Linked DNA regions of Homo sapiens: region 1 is linked to region 2. The links are chromatin loops, found by intact Hi-C in ENCODE. Cell type or tissue: endothelial cell of umbilical vein. All regions are shown on one strand. Each heading gives the region's core, and the rest is flanking DNA. Links, peaks and the distances in the headings are about the cores only.

Region 1 (2,925 bases), core at 175-2,674, 79 kb before region 2:
AAGTGGTAAAGTTTTGAAGCTGTGCGAGAAAGGGAGAAGCAGGGCAGGGCCAGGTGGCCACACTGCAAGTCTGAAATCTTGATAGGGGGTCAATTGAAACCAAGTATAGACCCTCTTGCCTCGTGGACACAGGGCTCCCGTCTCCTGCCAAATTCAAGTCTTCTGACTAATTAGGGACAGGACAGCAGGCAGGAGGAGGCGCCTCACCCTAAAGGGTGCTCAGGCCTGTATCAATAGTAAGCTGGACTGTGAATCCACGTTCTGGTACCAAGTTCTCTGGAACGGGTCTCAAACAAGCCTTCGAAGCCTCAAAATCAGGTAAATTAGTCATAGGACCTGGTTCTCCCTGAAGTAATCCTGGTTTCAAAAACCATCAGCCCACATCTCAGATTTTAGCTTTGGAAAATATGGTGACCAGAATTGCATATGGAAACGGACAGCAAAAGATGTGGATAACCTACAAAGCGTTTCTTACTGGCTGCGATGTGACCAACACATCACACCCTTTAAACTAACTTCTAGCACTGTCTTTGACTAAATGACCTTTTTAAATGGAAAAAAATAAAAAATCAGTGACACCTGCCAGATGTCAAAATAGGTAGCCTTGTAAACACAGCCACAACCAGCAGCGGAGAAACAAGTCCATGCTACTGCTCAGATCACCTCTTCCTTAGAACAGACACTTCAAACATCACTCTGCAAGCTCTAGCTGAACAAATGTTTCTCAAAAACACCAGCTGAAAGGGTGGTGGAAAGCATTGAGGGACACAGAAAAAAGAAAAGACACTAGGGTGGTAAAGAAAGAAAGAGATCACTTGAATTCTTTTTGTTTTCACTGTTAGGCACTTTATCAACTATATTGTGTGCATTACATTGTGTAATTCTTTCAATAATGCTGGAGAGAAACACTTTAACACCATTTTACAGATGAGAAAAAATGAGGTTCCAAGAAGTGATGTACTTCTCCAAGGTTAATCAGCTAATACCTAGGTCAGGATTCAAACCCAGTCTGGAGGCTCTAGTGGCTGTCCATTTTACATACTGATTCCCAACAGTATATGAAGCAGGAAGTGCAAGTTAAATTAGTTTAAGCAAAAATAGGAATGTATTAATCCCATAAGCAAATCATGAGAAGGAGTAGAAAGAATTAGTCCCATAAGCAACTAGTTCCAATGGATATATAAACTGTTGGTTTGCTAACACTCTTTCTTCCACTCTTCCACCCCTCCTTTCACCTTTCCTTTCCTCTCATCTCCATCTTTTTGTTTCTCACTGCATGTTAGCTTCATTCTCTCCACCACATTTTCCCATCTGTCTAAATCCATTACCATAGGCAGCGTTGATGTTGCATCATGCTAGGTAAATACAACTCTTTCCTGCCTTCTCCTCAGAGAAATTACTTAGGAAATGACTATTATTGTTGTGGTTTGGTTGCATATCTACTTCTGAACAATAATGGGAATGGTTACAATGACTGATTCAGGCTGGGTCACGTACCTAAACTTGTGACCAGGGGTCTCTAGTTTTAGAAATGGAAACCCCTTTCACAACCACGATGTTGGAGAGGGAAGCAGCTACCTCAAAAGAAGGGAATGAACGGTTGAGACCAGACAATATAATAAGTGGCCACTCTCTGGTAGAGAAAGACTTTGGAGGTGGGTAGAAATATTTTAACTCTATGCTGCTGCTTCCTGAGTGTGACATTGAACTTGAGTCACTGTAGTGAGATATGAGGCAAGACATTTAAATTCCTGTCAATGCTCAATAACTAATTGCTAACTAAAATAATGATAAAGTACTAGTTAAATGCAAGGTTCTAGTATTGTTGATATAGTTTTGGTCTTTAATTTAAAATTTTTCTTATCACGGTCTAGATGGGATACAATTTCAAAACTGTTTTTTTTCCCTACACTGTGGCCACTTTCCCCAAGCAGTATGTTCAAATAGATAGTAAGCTCCTGGAAAGCATGGACAATATTTTCTGCATCTTTTCTCTTCCCACAGCACAAAGGGCTGGGCTTAGGACTGTGTTAACAATACTTGCTTAAAAAGCACTTGCTAAGTTGCATCGTTGAAAAGATTTACAGACTAGTCACATTGGGAGTACATACCCAAATTTAGCATTGCTTCTGCTGGTGTTCTATGTCCTGGGCACATAAGGATGTCTGAGAATAGGTATTCAGAGTGTTAATATTCACTTTTACAGAAAATGAGCAAATGGGTGATTTTTATCAATTTCTTTAACCTAAACTTGCAGAGTCATGTGAAATAGTTTTCATGTTCAATAACATTGTTGCCCTAAAATTGAGGAATATTATGAATGTTAAGCTAAGCCCTGACAACCCACCTTGTGTTATGAGTTTTCATTATTTAACTTTACTCTTCTCATGGTCATTTTAATACATTTCCACATATTAATTATATTCATGCTGATGTCCTGAAATAACCTCAGCCAAGTTCATTATATATTTTGATGGAAAAGCACTTAAATCTAGATGACAATTTATGTTTTACAAATTGGATTTGGAATAACCATTGAAGAGCTTTCTCTAAATAGACTCTGATTTTGAAATTCTAATTAAATGTTATATTTTGTTCTACAAAAAATAAGCACCTTCATTATTTTGGATGAAATTACTGGGTATCTCACCCAATTATTCATAGCTTTGAAACATGAGTTACTGCTTCTTGTCATTTTGTCAGTGGGTTGAAAACCCTCTTCCAGGAATGCCGTGAATTCTTGATGAATACTGAAGAGACAGGAGATCTGGGATACCAGGGTTGATCTGCACTGTGTGTGTAGGAAGTTCAACTGCTGTAGGTGCTGGAACATTAATTTGGATGCCAACATTTCTTTTGCATAAAAATGGGATGTATGAATCTCCTACTTTGCTTCGGTTGGCTTGAGTCCTTTGTCTTCTGAAC
Region 2 (2,925 bases), core at 202-2,701:
CACTTATGAGTCTCTGCTCCAGGAAGTTGAGGCTCCTCTATTCACTTGTCTGCCTCTGTAATCTGGGGGGCAATGGCTTACCCTCTGTTTTCATTTTTCTTATGGATCTAAGAAGAGTTGCTGATTTTTCAGTCTGTTCATCTTTTTACTTGTTGTAAGGAGGGAGTAGCAATTTTCAAGCTCCTTACATGCAGAACCAGAAACCATAACTGTACAGGAGTGATTTTTCGATAAACAATCCAATGAAAACTGGGCAAAACATTTGAAAGACTTTTCAAAAAAAGAAATGTGAAGGATGATGTCTTTAATGCATTTTAGTATATGTAAATTATACCCCAATAAAGTTTATTTAAGATACATAGGAAACATATCAGAGGATTATGTTACTCTAAAACTTTCTGACCTAAACTGTAAAGTCAATCAATATACTATGAAATAATATAAAGATTTCGATGCTTTTTATATTTCATTAAAATGTAACATACAATATCTAGATCTCAAGTTGGGCTTCAGTTGGAGCTAGATTTCCCTGTGTTACAGTCCAGTTAGGAAAACAAGAGTTTATGTAATATTGTTCATTAGACGAAATTCAAAATTTGGAATATTAGCTGTTACTAACCCTAAGAAAGGACAAAAAGAAGAGACAGTGGTTGCAGAGCTAGACTGGAACTTGATCCATGGCTGGAGTTACCTGGCAACAGTTGGGACCATGGAGGAAATGCTACCCTGAGGAAGAATAGAGAGGGGAAGAAATTCTCTGGCTGCTTCTTCCATCTTCCACCCCTCAACCTCGTTCCAGTGTCTCCTGTTGGTTGAGCAGAGTCAGAAGCAGATGGCAGGGGAACCTGGGAAATCCAGGTGGTGGATCTGCCCTCTGTGGTACTGGGTAAAGAAGGGAATGACCAGGAAATCGATCTGAGGGTAAACAGGAAAACAAGCAGCCTACTTCCAACATGAGATGCTTCTTTTTACCCCAAGTGGTGAAGAGCCAGAGGAAAAACATGGGCTGTGTGGAAGATTTGAGGTTCTAAATCTTTGTTTTATCTTGACCTCCTTGAGCAAGATGAATGGGAACAAATCACTTTACTTCAAACACCTCCCAGAGGTGTTTTGTAAAACAATGAAAATATGCCAAGAACTTATCACAGAACCAGTGCCAGATGAACACCAAGTAATTCATATGCTTCAAACATTACCTTGAAGGGTCATTCCACTTTGAGTAGAAAATGAAGTAAACCACAAGTGAGAAGAGAACAAATATTTTAACATTTGAGCATTCGCTTTTGTGAAATTAAATAAAGCAGACTGATAGAACCACAGCCAAGGCATTTATCTTTTAGAAATGCTGAGGTATCCCTAAGCAAATAATCAGCCAGAAAAAGTAAACATTCATTTTCCTGCCATTCTGGGGTGTGATCCTGATTTCTTCAGTTCAGCATATTTATGAGCTGCCTTGCCCTCTTTCCTGCATTCTCCCAATTCTTCCGTCTTTGCAGGATGCTGTTCTTTCACACATGTTGTTTTTGCTTAATAAAGTAATAACCGACACAATCTGCCCTCTCTACAGAGTAATTATGTTAGCCTGTTGTTATTGATTTTGTTGCTAAGGTCTGAGAATCTGCTAATGTGCCACTGTGGGAGTGGTGGGAAGGTCGTAGGGGAAAGCGTGTTCTTATAATTTTCCCATAAACCAGATGTTTTCTTTAACTCTTACATCTTCAAAATATTTTCTCTTGAGAAAAAAAAAACAACAAGGACTAGAACGAGTTTAAGACACCAGCTCTTATTTTCTCAGCATACCACAAGCACATATAACTGAGTGTAAAGAATTTATTCTGTGGGCGCCTGTGTATCTGCTAATCATTTGATAAGCTACACGTATAATCAAGTAAAACCTGTTTCGTAAGTAAACTATATTCTTCCAATTTCCCAATGATTATGTTTCAATTACCATTGAAAACAATAAAACATTACCAAGGAAAGCATTACCACTGTAACATCATCCTGAATTTAGCAGGGTAAAACAATTTTTATTATCTCACAGATTTTATGGATCAAGAATCTGGAAAAGACTCAGCTGGGGCTGGCACCCAGGTTCAGCAGTTGTTACTCAGAATGTGTATATATGGCCTCCCTAGCAGGGCAGTTTCAGAGTCGTTAGATTTTCAGAGTGGTGGTGTCTCTCAGAGTGAGTATCCAAAGAAAATCAAGAGAATGTTGTGTGACTTTTATAGCTAGCTTCAGAAGTCATGTAACCTCATTTCCGCCATTCTCGGTTGCAGTGGTTCTCAACGAGGGGCAATTTTATTTTCCCATCTTCCCCCTTTGGGATGCATGGAACCACCCTCAAGAATGTTTGGCAGTATCTGAATACATTTTTAGTTTGTACAACTGAAGGTGGTGGGAGCTACTGGCATTTAGTAAGTCGAGCTCAATGATGCTGTTAAGTATTCTATAATGCACAATAAGAATTTTGTAGCCCAGTATGTCAATAGTGCTGAGGTTGAAAAACCCTGCTCCATTGGTTGAGGTAGTCATTGCCTGCCAGATTTAAGGGGAGGAAACATGGATTCTAATTCTGAAGGGAAAAGAGTCAGAAAAAATTGATGAACACTTAAAAACTGCCACGAAGTCCTGAATTTAACTTTTATCAAATTCAAACACCAAGTCTTCTATTAATTCAATTCCTAGGGGATACAATTATTTTTGTTTAATTTTTGATTTTTGTGGGTAGGTGTATATATTTATGAGGTATCTGAGATGTTTTGATACAGGCATGGAATGTGAAATAAGCACATCATGGACAATGGGGTATCCACCCCCTCAAGCATTTATCCTTTGAGTTACAAACAATCCAATTACACTCTTTAAGTTATTTAAAAAAGTTATTGACTATTGTGCTATCAAAGATTAGGTCTATTCATT

Evidence for each region. Hi-C counts contacts between places; a loop is a spot of excess contacts. Peaks named below come from ENCODE experiments on the same cell type or tissue, not always from the same donor. Only the 100,000 strongest peaks of a DNase experiment are listed, where the experiment ranks them.
Region 1: it touches region 2 in a loop (4-fold over the local background); 1 of 110 quality-filtered maps calls a loop at or near these places.

The regions. Positions count from the first base shown.
Region 1 is chr3:30,291,021-30,293,945 of GRCh38, forward strand. It overlaps LOC124909358 (a long non-coding RNA gene), which reads left to right and starts at 1,547. Exons shown (of 2, transcript XR_007095854.1): 1 at 1,547-1,655. In endothelial cell of umbilical vein, for the core only: no CTCF peak of the experiment used is centred there; a DNase peak (open chromatin) is centred at 1,391; H3K27ac peaks cover 2,500 bases.
Region 2 is chr3:30,369,603-30,372,527 of GRCh38, forward strand. It overlaps a transcript of LOC101927995 not described here. Among named protein-coding and RNA genes, the nearest start is that of LINC01985, 150 kb to the right of the region's middle. In endothelial cell of umbilical vein, for the core only: no CTCF peak of the experiment used is centred there; a DNase peak (open chromatin) is centred at 1,539; H3K27ac peaks cover 1,833 bases.